2 separate regions of the Homo sapiens genome follow, and region 1 is linked to region 2. A link is a loop called in an ENCODE intact Hi-C map of the cell type or tissue named here. Cell type or tissue: K562. All regions are shown on one strand. Each heading gives the region's core, and the rest is flanking DNA. Links, peaks and the distances in the headings are about the cores only. Region 1 has its middle 92 kb from the start of CCDC112. Region 2 has its middle 29 kb from the start of TICAM2-AS1.

What was found. Peaks named below come from ENCODE experiments on the same cell type or tissue, not always from the same donor. Only the 100,000 strongest peaks of a DNase experiment are listed, where the experiment ranks them.
Region 1: it touches region 2 in a loop (2.5-fold over the local background); 59 of 110 quality-filtered maps call a loop at or near these places.

The regions. Positions count from the first base shown.
Region 1 is chr5:115,384,649-115,393,569 of GRCh38, reverse strand. It overlaps the pseudogene CTNNA1P1. Among named protein-coding and RNA genes, the nearest start is that of CCDC112, 92 kb to the right of the region's middle. RefSeq lists a silencer at 3,424-3,718. In K562, for the core only: a CTCF peak has its summit at 3,572 (motif pointing left); no DNase peak of the experiment used is centred there; H3K27me3 peaks cover 975 bases.
Region 2 is chr5:115,569,036-115,577,956 of GRCh38, reverse strand. No RefSeq gene overlaps it. Among named protein-coding and RNA genes, the nearest start is that of TICAM2-AS1, 29 kb to the left of the region's middle. RefSeq lists enhancers at 2,502-2,571, 2,602-2,651. In K562, for the core only: a CTCF peak has its summit at 3,218 (motif pointing right); no DNase peak of the experiment used is centred there.

The DNA.
Region 1 (8,921 bases), core at 2,305-4,804, 180 kb after region 2:
GAGCTGGGCAGATGTCAGGACGACCAGCTGCAGATAGGAGCTACCCTTTCCAGGGCCTCCTCTCTGCAGAAAGCAGCAAACGTCAGCACAACCAGTAGCAGAGAGGAGCTACCCTCTCCAGGGCCTTCTATTTGCTGAGAGCTGAACACTGGACAGGGTGACCTGCCTACAGAGAAGAGCTACAGAACCCACTGCGGGTCTCCTCTGAGCTGTTCTAACACTCAATAAAGCTCCTCTTAATCTTGTTTACCCTCCACTTGTCTGCATACCTCATTCTTCCTGGATGCAGGACAAGAACTCAGGCAAAGGTGCCACCAGCCACAGAGGTTTCTGGCCAGTAAATTGACACCCCAAAGATCCCATAGCACTTCTAGGGATAATATTCCAGAATTGTATTCTGATTAGACCACAATAAATATTACTGATTCTGAAGTTAATGAAAATGACTAAACTTCCATTTGGGGGAATTTTACTTATAATTACTTAATCTAGATTCCTTAGAAAGCAGAGCCTGAAAATGCTATGTTGGTACTACTGTGATAGGGAGTGTGATCCCATGAAGCAGAAGTGAGGGGAATGAGGCAGGGAAGGAGAGAGAGAAATTCAAGCAGGCATAACTGAGCTGGTCACCACTAAATACTTCTGATTGCTCTATCTTACAAGACCAGGACTTTTAAAAGCTGCATCCCAAGTCTGGAATTAAAAAAAAAAATCTATCAGTTTTCATCTCCCATTTGGGAGCATTTTGACCATGTGGTATTAATTCCTCTGTAATTATGAGTTGTGCAATTCTGGGGCCTGAGGGAGGGCCTCTGGATTCCTTGGAAGTTAACAGGGAATCCTAGGTTGGGAAGATCGAGGTTCATGGCATGGGTATGGAGCTGGGCTCTGGAAGGAGGTGCCTGGCAGAAATAAATGGAGTGGGGTGCCAAGGTGGCAGCTGGAACAAGAGACAGGTGAGGCTGAGAGGACCTGAAATTGGTATGTGATATGTTAACTTGTACCCAATCAACTTCCAGATGGAATCTGATGAGGCTTACATATACAATAAGGATGATGGTGAAAAAGGAAATAATTCATAGCAATAGCAACAACAACAAAGTACCTCAGTTTCCTTATCTTTAAAAGGGAGGAGGACAAAGCAGCGGGCGTTGGCTTCGGGCCTCCGGAATCCAGTGCTCACCCTACTCGCCGCAGAAATGACTGCTGTCCACGCAGGCCACTTAAACTTGAAGTGGGACCCCAAAAGTCTAGAGATCAGGACTCTGGCAGCTGAGAGACTTGTTACACAGGTTACAACCCTGGTAAACACCAATAGTAAGGGGCCCTCTGATAAGAAGAGAGGTCATTCTAAGAAGGTCCATGTTTTGGCTGCATCTGTTGAACAAGCAGCTGAGAATTTCTTGGAGAAGGAGGATAAAATTGTGAAGGAGAGCCAGTTTTCTCTAGGAATAGCTTTTGGCTGCTGTAGAATACGTTCGAAAACAAGGTGATTTGATGAAGACTGCTGCGGGAGAGTTCGCAGATGATCCCTGTTCTTCTGTGGAGCAAGGCAACATGGTTCAGGCAGCTTGAACTTTGCTCTCTGCTGTTACCTGCTTGCTGATTTTGGCTGAACATGGGAAATGTCTACACATTACTTATTCAGCTGAAAGTTGTGGAAGATGATATCTTGAAATTGAGGAATGCTGGCAATGAACAAGACTTAGGAATATAGTATAAAGCCCTAAAACCCGAAGTGAATAAGGTGAACATTATGGCAGTCAAAAGACAACAGGAACTGAAAGATGTTGGCCATCGTGATCAGATGGCTGCAGCTAGAGGAATCCTGCAGAAGAATGTTCTGATCTTCTATACGGCATCCCGGGCATGCCTACAGCACCCTGATGTTGCAGCCTATAAGGCCAACAGGGACCTGATATACAAGCAGCTGCAGCAGGCCATCACAGGCATTTCCAATGTAGCCCAGGCCACTGCCTCAGACGATGCCTCCCATCACCAGGGTGGAGGAGGAGTAGAACTAGCATATGTACTCAATAACTGATAAACAAATCATTGTGGACCCTTTGAGCTTCAGCAAGGAGTGCTTGAGGCCTTCCCTGGAGGAGCACCTGGAAGGCATCATTAGCGGAGCTGCCTTGATGGGCGACTCGTCCTGCAAGCATGATGACCATCGTGAGCGAATTGCGGCAGAGTGTAACACTGTCCTCCAGGTCCTGCAGGACCTGCTTTTGGAGTACATGGGCAATGCTGGATGTAAAGAAAGAAGTAATTCCCTCAATTCTGCTATAGATAAAATGACCAAGAAGACCAGGGACTTGCGTAGACAGCTCCACAAAGCTGTCATGGACCACGTTTCAGATTCTTTCCTGGAAACCAATGTTCCACTTTTGGTATTGACTTAAGCTGCGAAGAATGGAAATGAGAAACAAGGAGTATGCCAAAGTTTTCTGTGAACATGGCAACAAATTGGTTGAGGTTGCCAACTTGGCCTGTTCCATCTCAAATAATGAAGAAGGTGTAAAACTTGTTCGAATGTCTGCAAGCCAGTTAGAAGCCCTCTGTCCTCAGGTTGTCAATGCTGCATTGGCTTTAGCAAAACCACAGAGTAGACTGGCCCAAGAGAACATGGATCTTTTTAAAAGAACAATGGGAAAAACAAGTCCATGTTCTCACAGATGCTGCTGATGATATTACTTCCATTGATGACTTCTTGGCTGTCTCAGAGAATCACATTTTGGAAAATGGAACAAATGCATCATTGCTCTCCAAGAGAAAGATGTGGATGGCCTGGACTGCACAGCTAGTGCAATTCAAGGTTGGGCAGCCTGGGCCATTCACATAGTCACCTCAGAGATGGACAACTATGAGCCGGGAGTCTACACAGAGAAGGTTCTGGAAGCCACTAAGCTGCTTTCCAACACAGTCATGCCATGTTTTACTGAGCAAGCAGAAGCAGCTGTGGAAGCCCTCAGCTCAGACCCTGCCCAGCCCATGGATGAGAATGAGTTTATCAATGCCTCCTGCCTAGTATATGGTGGCATCCGGGACATCAGGAAAGCAGTGCTGATGATAAGGACCCCTGAGGACTTGGATGACTCTTACTTTGAGATGGAAGATTTCAATGTCAGAAGTAGGATGAGCATCCAGACAAAAGACAATCAGCTGATAGCTGGCCAGAGTGTCCAGGCGATCATGGCTCAGCTTCCCTAGGAGCAAAAAGCGAAGACTGCAGAACAGGTGGCCAGCTTCCAGGAAGAAAAGAGCAAGCTGGACGCTGAAGTGTCCAAATGGGACAACAGTGCCAATGACATCATTGTGCTGGCCAAGCAGATGTGCATGATTATGATGGAGGTGACTGACTTTACCTGAGGTAAAGGACCACTCAAAAATACATTAGATGTAATCAGTGCTGCAAAGAAAATTGCGGAGGCAGGATCCAGGATGGACAAGCTTGGCTGCACCATCACAGACCACTGCCCCGACTCGGCCTGCAAGCAAGGCCGGCCTGCTCGACTCAGCCTGCCCTGACTTGGCCTGCTGGCCTACCTGCACTGCATCGCCCTCTACTGCCACCTGCTCAACATCTGCAGCAAGGTCAAGGCCGAGATGCAGAATCTCGGCAGGGAGTTCATTGTCCCTGGAATGGACAGCGCTACGTCCCTGATCTGGGCAACCAAGGACTTATGAATGCTGTGGTGCAGACAATGAAGGCATCCTACGTCGCCTCTACCAAATACCAAAGGTCACAGGGTATGGCTTCCCTCAACCTTCCTGCTGTGTCATGGAAGATAGAGGCACCAGAGAAAAAGCCCTTGTTGAAGAGAGAGAAACAGGATGAGTCACAGAGCGAGATTAAATGGGCATCTCAGAAGAAGCACTTGAACCCGGTGCAGGCCCTCAGCGAGTTCAAAGCCATGGACAGCATCTAAGTCTGCCCAGGCCAGCTGCCCCCACCCCTCGGGGCTCCTGAAGATCAGTCACTGTTCATCACTCAAATGAATTTGCTAAATACAACACTGATGTAGATTCCACGGGGAAACGGGCCGACTGTGAACCAGTCCAGGTGGTGAATTTTCCAAGGACATACTTGTGTTTAAGTTGATTAAAAATGCTTTTAGAATGCAGGAGCCTACTTCTAGCTGTATTTTTATATGCTTAAATAAAAGTAAAATTCCATAACCAAAGAGAATCCCACATTAAGTTGTTAGTAATGCTCTGACCAAGCTGTTCTGTTAGTAGTGGTGGCGTTAGGATTTGAGAGAAGGGAATTTGGCTCAACTTCAGTTAAGAGGGTGTAGTCCAGATGGCTTGACAGCTTTTAAATGACCAAAGATGACCTGTGGTAAGCAATCTGGGCATCTTAGGAAGCAGTCTCTGGAGAAGGAATGTTCCCAGAAAGGTCTTTGAAGGGACAGACTCAGTAAAACATAATGTATCATGAAAAGAACTGATTACTCTCTTGATGACATGAAATGAGAATTTTAATGCATGGTTATAATTACTAATGCATGCTGCTGCAGGACATTAATAAAGTTGCTTTTTTGCGGGCACAAAAAAAAGAGGATAATAATAGGACTTGACCATAGGGTTGTTGCAGTAATAGAATGAACTTAAACATTTAATACTTGTAAATAATTTAAAATATATGCAACATATAAAAGGCACTGTATATGTTTGTTTTAAAAAATACTGCTAGTCCCATAAGCTTAGATGGTTTTGCAACTGAGCACTAAATTTATCTCTAAGCTTTCTAGCAGTTAAGGAAAAAATAAAAATATGACAGCCTTCATAATTTACATTAACTGATTGAAATGAGCCTGCTAATTCTGAAACAGAGCCAATAATTTACCTGGCACAAATGCCTAAAGGGAATTTATCCCAGGAGACATTAAAAACAGAATAAAACACATTTTCAAAATGGCTTAAGTAAGATTTGTAGGAGAGTTCTTCGTCTGGCGAACTCTCTCATGGATACTTCATCAGAGAAAGCTATTTCTTCTGGAAGCTAAGATAAAGATGTTCATGTTCGTAGCTTTCTGATGTGTAACCCTGAATCAGTGGTTTTCAGCAGGAGCAGTTTTGCTCCCTGTGAGAACATTTGTCAATGTGTGGTGACTTTATGGTTGTCACAGCTGGGGGTGGGGGAGCATGCTATCACCATTTAGTAGACAGAGGCCAGGGATACTGCTAATACTGCACAGGACATACCTATACTATAAAAATTTATTCGTGTTTATCTGAAATTCAAATTTAACCAGGAATTCTGTATTTTAATTTGCTAACTCTAGCAACTCTAGCTGCCAAACTTCCTATAATGCACAGGACAGCCATTCACAACAGAGAATTGTCTGGCCTTCAATGTTAATAGCACAGAAGTTGAGAAATCCTGCCCAAAATGAAGACTAGATATTTGAATACTTTTCTAGAGGAATAGAGAAAAAGTATGGACATTAAAATATCTTTCTTCCCTTCAGACTTTTCTTCAGAATTAGTTAGTTGATGATTAATTTCAGGTCAAAACCTCCAGCCTTGTCTAATTAAGTCATATCCATGACGCTGACTCCAGCAAACAGGTGACAAAGTGGATGTTCTACAGGAAGCTTCTTGAAAATCCCCTAATATCTCTTGTCTGCACTAATAATTTGACACCACCTACTGCCTTAGGGCTGGGTTACCTGGAGAGATTACTGAGTACACAATCTGCTAATCCAGAAATATTTGTTGCGACTGATGTTGAACAAGGTGATTTTGATGATAAAAAAGGGGCAGGAAATAAGACTACAGTACTTGGTGGGCTTATATTTGAGTTGCAGAGGTAATAACTAGGGGAAGATACTTTAGGAAGATACTGCAAATCTCATCTTTGTGTCAGATTAAGTGAAGACTGGTGGTTTAACTAACAAGCTCGTGCAGAGTTTAGGGTGAAGTTCATTTTCCAGAAGAGGGGCCCATCTCTTGGCTGGGCTGTGAGGCTGAGCAATTGTTGGGCTCCAGAGAGGCCTGGTCTCTCCAAGGAGGAAGCATGGGGTGCCATGTAGCTCCAGAACAGGGGAATGGAAAAGCCTTTGTGGGAAGCATCACTGCTTGGGACTGATTTGTAATCCCCCTTCCTCCTAAACTCCCTTTACTTCTCTGGCCACCTATCGCCAAGGCTCACATTATACCATTTCTTTGGCTTCATTAGACACTTCTTCATGTAGTATGAGCCAAATTATTGCCCTATGATATATCTAACAAAGAAAATATTCTCTAAGTAGAACTGGAAAATGTCACAATTTAAATTCCTTCATGAAAATATCAACGAGTTAACCTTCACTGGCCTCTCATGCCTGAAATGAGATAAGTAGGGGTTATTGGGGTCTTCAATTGTTGCCCAGAGGATGTGCTTTGCATTCAGAGGTTGCATTGCTAACCAAGAAATGGCACAGAAAAATGGGAAAATCAACTGCCAGCTGCTCCCCTCAGCTAAACTGCCTGTTTAAGAAGGTAGAAGACACGCTCTACCCAGGGCTGGCTCACCTGGGGTTGTATAAACACCTCTCTTATTCTTAATTCACATCAATTTTTTGTGACCTTCTCTTTGCCATTTCTTAGCTGTGAGATGATGGCTCCTGTATTTCTAACTTCATGCCATGGAAAAGAAAATGAAAGGCAGGACCATGCCGTTTATTGAGGTAATGTGATAGCAGATATTCACACCGGTGGCCCTGACTCACCCAGAAAGGATTCAATTACTCCTATGTCCTCTGTTCAGAGAGGAGTGAATTTTTTCATCCACTTTTGAAAGCTTGCCATCAAAAAAAATAGCTGAAAATAGCAACACCTTTTTTGTGATTGAAGGGTTAGTTTCAATTTTCTGAAAAATTAACCTCCATGGTACACTTCCTCCTCTCTGAAGGCTGAGAAACAAGGCACCACTGCACTTGGATAATGTGCTCAATCCTCAGGCACAGAGACGATTTCCCATTGGTTTCATTTTGAGATGGAGGGTTCTTGATGACATACAGTCATTTTTAAAAAAAGCTTTTAAATGGAATCACGTTAGATTTACAGAAACTTTGCAAAAATAGTACAGAGAGTTTTTATATACGTGTCATCTAGTTTCCCCTATTGTTAACATCTTATATAACCAAGGTACCTTTGTCACAACTGAGAAACCAACATTAGTACATTACTATTAACTCCAGACTTTATTTGGATGCCACCAGCTTTTCCACTAATATCCTCTTTCCATTGTAGATTTCAATCCAGGACTTCATGTTGCATTTAGTTGTCAGGTCTTCCCAGTACTCTGGTCTGTGAAAGTTTCTCATTCTTTCCTCATTTTCAATGACTTTGTCAGTTTTAAGGAGTAGTGCCCAGGTACTTAGAATGCTCCCATGTCTGGATGTGTGTGTGTGTGTTTTCACATAGTTAACTGGGGTTACTGGATTTTATGAAGAATAGCACAGAGGTAAAGTGTCCTTCTTGCCAAGCACATCATATTAAGGGGTACATGATACCCACATACGATGATGTTAAGCATCATCTCTTGATCAAGGTGGCATCTGCCAGGTTTCTCTACTGTAAAGGTACTATTTTCCCCCTTTCTCTTCTCTGATTTTTGCAACCAAATCACTAAATCTAGCTCACCCCCGGAAGGGGTTAAGCTCTACTTCCTTGAGTAGGGAGCATCTACATATATTATTTTAAATTCTTGTCGAAGAAAAAATCCATACAGTCATTTTAATGAAATATTTTAAACAAATACACATAACAAACTCCCAAATTTAACAAATATTAACATTTTGCCAAGTATGCTTCAGATTTTTTTTTCACATAAAAAAAATCATTCCTGATGTGGTTGAAGTCTTTTGCTGTTTTCAATTACCTCACTCCTTCCCTATTGGTAAAAATAATCCTGTTTTTACATATATGTATATATCCATAAAAAGACTTCCATATTTATATGTTTTATTTTACAACTTAATTTTTTTCATTCAACTTTATGTTTCTGAAATCTATCCAGGTTGAAGTGTGTATATGGAAAGAAAGGCATTTTAATCTCACCAGTAAATTGTCTCTAAATCACTTTAAGTATTAGATTATTTGTGGAACTATTTCCTGTAGGGTGTCAATCATCCCATGGTGTGTGAATTGTTGCAAGGTTTAGTCTTGAGAAGTGAATGATACCTCCTAACTTCGTTCTTAATAGCTGGACTTGGGGGGTTGTAGAAAGGTCAGAAGGAGGACAAAAACTGTTCTATTAGGTAATTCCTACATTCTCTTTCTATTGGCTGTCCCTCTTGTTATCCTTTCTAACCCTGCTACCCCTTCTCCAACATCTCTGTTTTCTGTCTTTCATTCTCTAGTGTAGGTGAATCATCAGAACAAGTACCTGGTAATCAGTGAGGAACAGCAGGAGATTTCCACTCAGCCCTCACAAGACAATGCAAGGCCCCACAGGACAGAAGATAACGGAGTTTCAGTAGCTGAGCTCCAAACTTTAATGTCTTAAAGCTCAAACTCAGTCTGTCCCTAATGAATACATCATCTTTCCCCATGAGTTGCTGTGCCATCAATGTTCCCAACTTCAATATCCACCCCATTGCCTGGGAACTGTCCTTCACTCCTACCTTTCTCTCTACTCCCAGTAAATTATGCCCTAAGTACTACTATTCCTATCTCCTAAATATCTTCATTCTTTTATTTCTGTATCATTCCATGCCATCACCCTCACCTTGGTTACATTAACTCACTCCCAAATTATTGTAGCATGTGCTCAACTGGGCTCCCTGTGTACAAACTGTCAGAATCAAAATGGAGTCACTTGTGTTAAAAAGCAAAAACAAACACCAAACCAACACATGACAAATAGAGCTGGGGAATGTCATAAAGCTGTCTCATGCTTTTGTGCCTGATAACAAAAAAAACTATCA
Region 2 (8,921 bases), core at 2,236-4,735:
CCCTGGAGCTTTACAGGGGAGAACCCGAGTTGAGCCTCATGTATCAGTTAGGAAAACCCCACGCCACGTGGCCTAAACCATAAGAAAAAAATATTATCCGACTTAACAAGAGGTCCGCCAAGGTACAGGGGCTCAAATGTGTCATTAAAATCCCAGTCATATACTGAAATATTATTCAGTTCTAAAAAGGAATGAAATTCTGATACATACCATAACATGGGTGAACCTTGAAAACATTATGCTAAGTAAAATAAGCCAGATACAAAAGGACAAATATTATAGGATTCCACTTATATAAGGTAAATTCACAGAGACAGAAAGAATAGAGGTTACCAGGGGCTGAGGGCAGGGAGGAATATGGAGCTATTGTTTAATGGGTACAGAGTTTCTGTTTGGGGTTGTTGAAAACGTTCTGGAAATGGGTAATGGTGATGACACACAACATTGCGAAATGTACTTAATACCACTGAATTGTACACTTAAATATGGCTAAAATGATAGATTTTATGTTATATATATTTTACCACAATACAAGTTGAATATCCCTTATCCAAAATGCTTGGGACCAGAAGTGTTTTGGATTTTGGATTTTCATATTAGAGATGCTCAACTTGTAATTAAAAAAAAAAAGAAAAGGTAAAAAAACAAACCCAGGTTCTTTCCATCTTTTTGCTCTTCCATTCTCAGTGTTTCGGTTGAGCTCCCTTCCAAGGTGTAGCCTGGCTGCTCCAGTGTCCGACACTGTATACAGACATGACAGTGTCCAGCCTAATAAGATGATAGGAGTGGTCCACCCATATGGAAAAAATAATTCATCACTGCATTATTGAAAATTGTTGATACCCAGTAATGATAAAGAGCCATCTGACTCCCAGCTGGTTCCATTATTTCAAAATTCTCCCTACCCCTACCCTGAGTGGACACCTCCTAGCCTCCCTGCATCCAAACATCTTCCAACACCGTTTCTGAGTCAGACTACCTGGATTTGAATTCCACCTCTGTCCTCTGTAAGTGATGTTCTTAAAAAGACACTTAATTTTTTTGAGTTTTAATGTCCTCATCTAAAAATAAAGATCATAAATACCTCCCTGAAAGGTCATTTTGAGGATTTAATGAGCTAGTGCCTCACATATAGCTACCATATCTATGCTACTAGAACTATTTTTTGTTGCCTACACACATTCAATATGCAGCATGGGTTGGCGGGCAGGACACATATGCATTTTTACATACCCACAATCCTATCCTTGGAAACCTCGCAACTTGTAGGGAATAGATTTTAAACAAAGACAAAGGAAGATGCCAGGCCTTGTTCCCATGTGCAGTACAGCCCCCAGTCAGGCACTGAAAAGCAGAGGAGCCCCCTTGATCAGCAAGAGATGTGTGAGCTGTTAATGATGAGTATGAGTGCGGAGGAAGCTGGTGGCATGAAGGATGCAAGAGCATGGTGCCATGATTCTAACAAGTAGAAAGTTGAGCCATAAACTAGAAAAGCAGGAAAATGGAGTCTAGGAGTGCCAGCTTTGAAGTCAGTTAGGAGGAAGAATGGCTCAGACCTGGATGCCTTCAGTGGAGTTTTGTTGCTCCTTACACTTAAAAATGGTGGATCAACTTTGTGTTCATTTGATTATGGAGGGCAGAGGGTGTAATCCGTTTAATTTAGCTCTTTTCTGGGGCTTAGCAACTCCCAGATAATTTTGCCTCATTTGGGAATAGGCTGTATGAGTTTAGTTATACTATTCCCCTTGGGTTGGGTGGAGAAGGGAGTAAGAGTATCACTAGTCTACTCTGCTCCTTTCTTTCCTGACTAACTTAAGTTCTGCCTTGAATTCAACAAGCTGTTTGCTGGGGTTAACGCTTTCCAGCACAAGTCAGGGATGTTTTCCGCTTCAGTCCCTCATCCTTCAATTTTGCAGATCCTAATGCATTGGTTGTCAAAACCACTTCACTGCATAGAAGGTAACACCACTAGTAACAGAAATAACTTCCCTTGGCCCTCTCATTTGCAACAGCTCATTCCTAAGGCCCAATCCCAGTTCCTGATGGTGGATGTTGTTCCAGCCTGGAAAGCTTAATCACTTCCTCTCCAGTAACGAATAAATAGACTAGATTTCACTGAGTCATCTGTCTGCCCAGCAAAGGACCCTGCAAAAAAGAGATCAAAGTGGTTTTCACAGTCTTGTTGCAAAGGAAATCTGAGTTGGGGCCCAAGTATTCAAAGGGTGTAGAGTGGCTCAATATTAGTATCTAATTCAGGAGAATCATTTCAGTGCAGGCAAAGGATTTCAGGTCCTTTATCTGTACATTTTGCAGGTAAAAAACCTCAGTGCAGGTAAAGAAACCACATGCCATGCTGTGGAGTCAGGCTATTCCCAACTGTAGAGAAAGTCCATTGATCCATGAGTGTGGTGGGGCTGGCCCCAGGGCTAGTGAGAAGCTGTTGCCATGGCTGCATTGCTGGTAAGGTGGGATTCCGTGTGTTTGCCCTGAGCAATCTGCGCTGCCTCTGTGACTTTCCTCCTCTTCTCAGTCTTACACCGCCTGGTCTTAGGTCATCTGCTAAGCTGTCACAGAAAGTGACGTACCCTCCACACCTGTGGATGGTCTGAAGGGCAAGGAGGAAATTTCAGAAAGCTGTCAGGCACTTGATGAAATGAAACCACAGCATCTGGAAGTTGATGTCCTTAAGCCAATGACCAGAAGGAATGAACCAGAGAACTGATGTTGTTGTCCATGGACCTGATGTTTCTTATGAGATTCCAAGTAGAAAAATTTATTAGATTTTGAACACTTAACGGCTGGATAAGGACAACTTTCTTATATATATATATATATATATATATATATATATATATATATATATATATATATATGTCATATGTGGCAATACTCTTGTCAATTAACATATTAAGTTTGGATTGAGGTAAGTAATACTTGAAAGTGCCATTAATTAATAACTCAGAGCATGAAAATTATTTGATTAAAAGCTCAATGAGGCTGGGTGTGGTGGCTCATGCCTGTAATCCCAGCACTTTGGGAGGCCAAGGTGGGTGGATCACGAGGTCAGTAGTTCAAGACCAGCCTGGCCAAGACGGTGAAACCCCATCTCTACTGAAAATACAAAAATTAGTCAGGCGTGGTGGCAGGTGCTTGTAATCCCAGCTACTCAGGAGACTGAGGCAGGAGAATTGCTTGAACCTGGGCAGCAGGGGTCGCAGTGAGCCTAGATCTGGCCACTGCACTCCAGCCTAGGCGATACAGTGAGACTCTGTCTCAAAAAAAAAAAAAAAAAAAAGCTCAACGAATTAACTTGTGGAAAAAAAGAAAGACAATTGCTCTTCTCTCTTCTCCTTTGCCAATGAACCTGCTCTCACAACTGTTTACTCCAACATCTATACTCCTTCACAGTTGCCTTCCTTTCTGTCATGAGCAAGAATTGTTCTGGGGAAATCACTTCTTTAGTTAGTTTAACACACTTCTATTTCTCTTCAGATAGAGTGAGTTCTGAGTCATTTTCACTCTGAGGTGAATAATTAGAAATGCTTTTATTAGCAAGTAACAGGAACCTGCATTTAAGCAGTTTCCAAATCTAATTAGAAATGTTGCTTTCAGCTACCTACTCAAACTACAGGTTTAAATCAAGAAAATTGTTTTTTTCTATTATTTGTAGGGGACCTCTACAAACTAGCTCCTTCCGGAGGTTTTCCATGTATATATTGGACAGGACACATAACAAGCTTTACAGATTTCTGTATATTTTATGTGTATTTATAAATAATGCTATCACATTAAAATGTTCTAAAATTAGATTGCAGTGCTGGTTGCACAACTCTGCACATATACTAAAAACTGTTGAGTTGTATACTTGAAATGGGTAAATTTTATGGTATGTAAAATATATCTCAATAAAGAACCTAAAAAATACTCTCGAGCAAAGATGACAATAAAATGCTACAGTGATTTGGAAACATGATTTAGCAATGACTAGTAATGTTGAAGATGGGCATATCTTATGAATCTAGCAATTCTACCTCTGGATTTGTATCCCAAAGAAACTCTCTCACAGGTACCCAAAGAAGCACGAGTGAGAAGGATGCCTATGCAGCATTCTTTGTAATAGGTAAATAATGGGAAACAATCTAAATGTCCATCAGTAGGAGGATGCAGGAATACATTATGGCAGGTTCATGAAATCAATACTATAGGGCATTAAAAATAACTAGGAAACCTACATATGTGAATATGGGTAAATTTCTAAAATGTAATATGTGGGAGAAGTAAATTATAGAATAATATGGATAATTTGATAACATTTATATAAAGTTTTAAAACGTACAAGACAGCTCTGTATTTTTAATGGGTACTTACATTGGTGATGGTATATTATTTTCCATGCTCTCCTGTATGTTTGAAAAAGTTCATAATTATTTTTTAAATTAGCATTCACTTGTAGTCATGTTAAGTGCTGTAGATGTTTCCTACACGTGCAATGATTTGAGGAACTAAAAAAAGATGAAGACTGTCAATGGGTAGAGAAATATATGCTTGTAATAATACGTTTCATTTTTTATCACCTACTGTGTTTGGCACTTAACTTACATTATCTCCAGTGTTCCCCAGATTCCTACAAGGTTAGTCATACAGTGTCCAATACTGGGCCAAGAAACAGATGCTGGAAATGTAATATACCCAAGATCACAGGCTGGTAGAGGATGGAGTCATTGAAATATTCAGTGGTCTGGCTCCAAAGCCTTGTGGGTCTTAGGCTTCATAATTGTGCTTCTCAATGTACCTGTCTGCTTTTCTCATGGTGGAGAAATTAGGAGAGGCCAGTAGTACAAAGAGAAAACCATAACAAGTTCATGGTGAGGTTGCCATAATTCTAGTCTTCTTTGCCTAGTATGCACAACTCATGACAGAGAGTCTCAGGAACTATGCGTCCTAATTCCACTGTGCTGCTGTGGAGCTAACTTTTCTAATCTTCACTTTCCTCCAGAAGACTCAAAGTATTGCAGTAGCTGATTTCTAACATTTTCTAGCTGTGTGATTTTTTTCTGAGCTCTAAAAACTAAGGTCTCTGCCCATTCTAAAATGCTTCCCTTCTTTTGTTGTACTTTCTTCACTTCAGCTTTTGAACAAGCATCACTAAGCACTATTTTGTCACAAACTCCATGACCTTTGGAAATGGAAATGATGCTCTCTTAGTAAGCCCTGTCTGTGTCTAGGGAGAGAGGAGGATGTCAGTGTCTTTTAGCTCTGAACAAGAAGTCCACTATGTCTGGCATGATAATTTAAAGGGTCGCCAAATACTCTTGTTTTGTTTTGCTTTATGTAGTTTATTTGCTCATACTAGATGACACATATGTTAAATGAAACACTGCTTTGATTTAGAGGGAGGAGGAAAAATGGGGTACATAATAAGTGGGACTAGTGTTTATTTCAGGAAAAATGTGTTGCTTAGCTCCTGTATGCATATAATCATGTGCATCTTTTCTGTGTTTCAGAACAAAGATGTTGTTCAGCAATATAGGAAACATTAACAAAGGGAAACGAATGCAGACATTTACATACACTGTGATTTGTGAGTTTCAGGGTGGGATAGATCTAGCAAAAATTATGTTTAATGCTTAGATTTTATGTAAAACTACTGTGATATTGAATGCCGTATGTTTTGATTAGAGTACAGCCTGTGCAGCCCCATTATTTGGGTTCAATTTTAGTTGTACATTTATTTGTTGGGTAACTTTGGTCAAATTTAGTTAACCTTTCTATACTTTCAATTTGTAAAGTAGAAATCATAGGAATGACTACCTCAGAGGTGTTCTGGAAAGTAAGTGATTTAATAGAGATACAGTACTTAGGACAGGGGGAGTAAGGCATTCTTAGAAGTCGCTTTCATCCTGACCTTGCCTATTATTCAAGGCTGACTGCTAAGAGACTAGTTAAGCAATTAGATCCAGATCTTGATAGTTGCCCTATTTTTCCCCTTCAAGGCCATATGTGTTACTTTCCTCTAATACATTTGCCTAAAGCCAAAGAACAATCCATCTACCACTTAAGAATACATTTATTGCTTTTAACTTAAAAAAAAATTAAAGAAAAGATCTCTGTAAGGATGAGCTCCATCTTATGGTAGGCTTCATCTATACTGCCTCCTTCTTGTCGTAGTGGCTGCTGCAGTCAGGCATCCAGTCACTGGTGCACAGCTGAGAGAAAACTCAGGGCTGGTGTTCTGAAGCGGGTGACATAAGGATCTCTAATCACTGACCCAGCGACTCCAATACTGTCTTTGTTTCCCTGAGTTTTATATTTGCCCAGAACTGGAAAGCTCCCAGCCATTCATTCACTGGTCAGTTCTGTGTGTGTGCTATAGTAGCTACTCTGTTGCCAGCAACAAGAAGAAGGAGGTGAGGAGAGCTCTAGGCCTGATTTTCACCGCCAAAGAAATTCTGGCACTGGTTAGTGCTCTGCTGCGTGGTTGGCATGGAGACTAGAGAATTCAGGCTACCTAACAATTGAGGACTTAGGGGAACAATAGGTCCTGGTTATTTTCTTAGCCTTTTGCTGAGATATTTCCTTTATTCTTCTTTGGACTGCCCCATTAGGACCCAAGCTATTTCTTGTGGTTGTAAGGGCCTACTCAACTTAAAACATTTAATTCAGTTCTATTTAATTTTTAAAAATAGTTAATATATTCAAATGCCTCGAAATTCAAAGAGTACAATGCAGCAACCTTGTTTCCATTCTCAAAGCCATTTACTATTACAAGCTTCTTATGAGTTCTGCCAAGATGCCTTATGCATATACAATCAATAACATATGTACATATATACAAATCTACCCATCCCCATCTATCTCAGAGGTCATCCGATACCAATGCATGAAGAGCTTCTTCATTTTGTTCTTACTGACTGCCTAGTACTCAGTTGTTTCAATGTATCATAACTTATTTTAACCAGTACCCATTGATGGATGGCCCTTTATATTGTTTCCAGTCTCTCGATACTACAGCGCCCCTGTAACAAGCAACCATGTATGTGTGAAATTTTGCACATGTATAAATGAATATATCAGTAAGATAAAAGCCTAGAAGTGAACTTGCTGGGTTAAGAGCATGTGGATATGAAATTTCTACAGATACTCCACAAAAGTTGCATCAGTTTACATTCCCAGCAGCATTATGTGAAAGTGCCTGTTTTCCCAGAGCCTTAGAAGAGTGTGTCACCAAACTTTCCCAATCTAAAGGTAAAAAACAGTGTCTCACCAAAGTTTTAATTGGTGTTTTTTAAGATGTGAAGTTGAACATCTTTTCATATGTTCAAGAGCTGTTGGTATTCCCTTTTGTGTGAAATATCTGTATATGCCCTTTGCCCAAGTTTCTATTGGATTATTAGTCTTTATATAACTATTATATGAATAGGAGCTCCTAAGAATAGGATCTCTTTATATGTTGGGTAAATTAGCCCCCGTCTGTGTTTTGCAAATATTTTTCACAGTGCGGGTTTAGATTTGCTTATGGTAATTTTTTTACCCGTGGAGATATTTTGTATTTGTAAGTAGCAGAATTTATCAGTTTTTCTTTTATCTGAGTTTTTTCCTAAGCTTTATAATATGCTTTAGTATCTGAGAAAGCTTGTTTACCCTTATTGTTCTTCATTTTCAAAATTTTCTACTTCTGTGCTTGCTTGTTTACTATTGCATATGACTGAAATATAAATTTTATATATTAATATAAATATGCTTATATTGCTATAAAAATCCTTTTATTAGGGCTGCATTCCATTTACAGCTTAGCTTGGAGATTTGATATATTTATGTTGCTGTGTCTTTCCATCTAGGGACATCTTATGCCAAAGGGCAACACAGATGTGCCATCTCTGGGTGCTTTTAACAAAAATGCCAAGCTTTTGTATATGTTATGTGTGCCAAGTGTTTAAAGCAGGCCTTGCACTAGTGCACCAACAGTTTTTACTTTATGACTTGAGCAAAACATTTTGACATTGTATTATGGCTATGTCTCTAAAGTTAATAGTAAACATTTTTAATTTAAAAATATTAAGAACCTTAAAAATATATATTTTAATAATTCCCTTCCAAAGCCAGAAAATTAGAGATATGAAGAAAGCATTGTATACATGTGCTTATATTATTTTTAGCATAATAACAAAAATTAGAAATGATGTAAATGCCCACAGGTGAAGATTTGGTTAAATTACAGTAATCCTTATCTTGAAATGCATTTCAGTGATTCAACTTTTTAAAATAAATATTTATTGACATAAAAATTCCAGCTATAATGTTAAGTAATAGTACAAGAAACCAAAAATATATTTAGTATGGCTTGAATTCATTTTAAAAAGTTGAATGTATATATTACCTATGCTTTGAAAAAAGACAAGAAGGCAGTAAACTAAAATGTTAGTATTAGCCATCTACAAGGGTTGGATTGTGGACAATTTTTTTTTCCTTCCGTTTTGTTGTACTTTCCAACTTTTCTACAAGTAACAGTAATTTTATATCTAAATAATGAAATTCTAAAAAATTAGCTGCATAACAAGGTTGGGTTTGAATGACATTTATAAGAGGTATATTGGTAGTTTAAAAACACAATATTTTCCCAAATCAGAGCAGCCTACAAATGCTGGATGTTTTCTTCATTTTATTTATGATACAGCCACTCTTCCTAAAGAAACTCTTATTGAAATTATAGATTCATTAATGAATGACTGATATGTAAAAATATAACTTTAAAAATAGTGGCTTGTAGAATTATTTTAAAGAAGCAAAATAGTAAAATTAAGTGTGCATAGTTGGAAAGAAATTATTGGACAGTTTTATTATTTGCCAGTAGCATGACTATACACCTGTTGTGAAACAAAACAAAGTAACAAAAAAGAGAAATCATCCATTGTAATTTTACT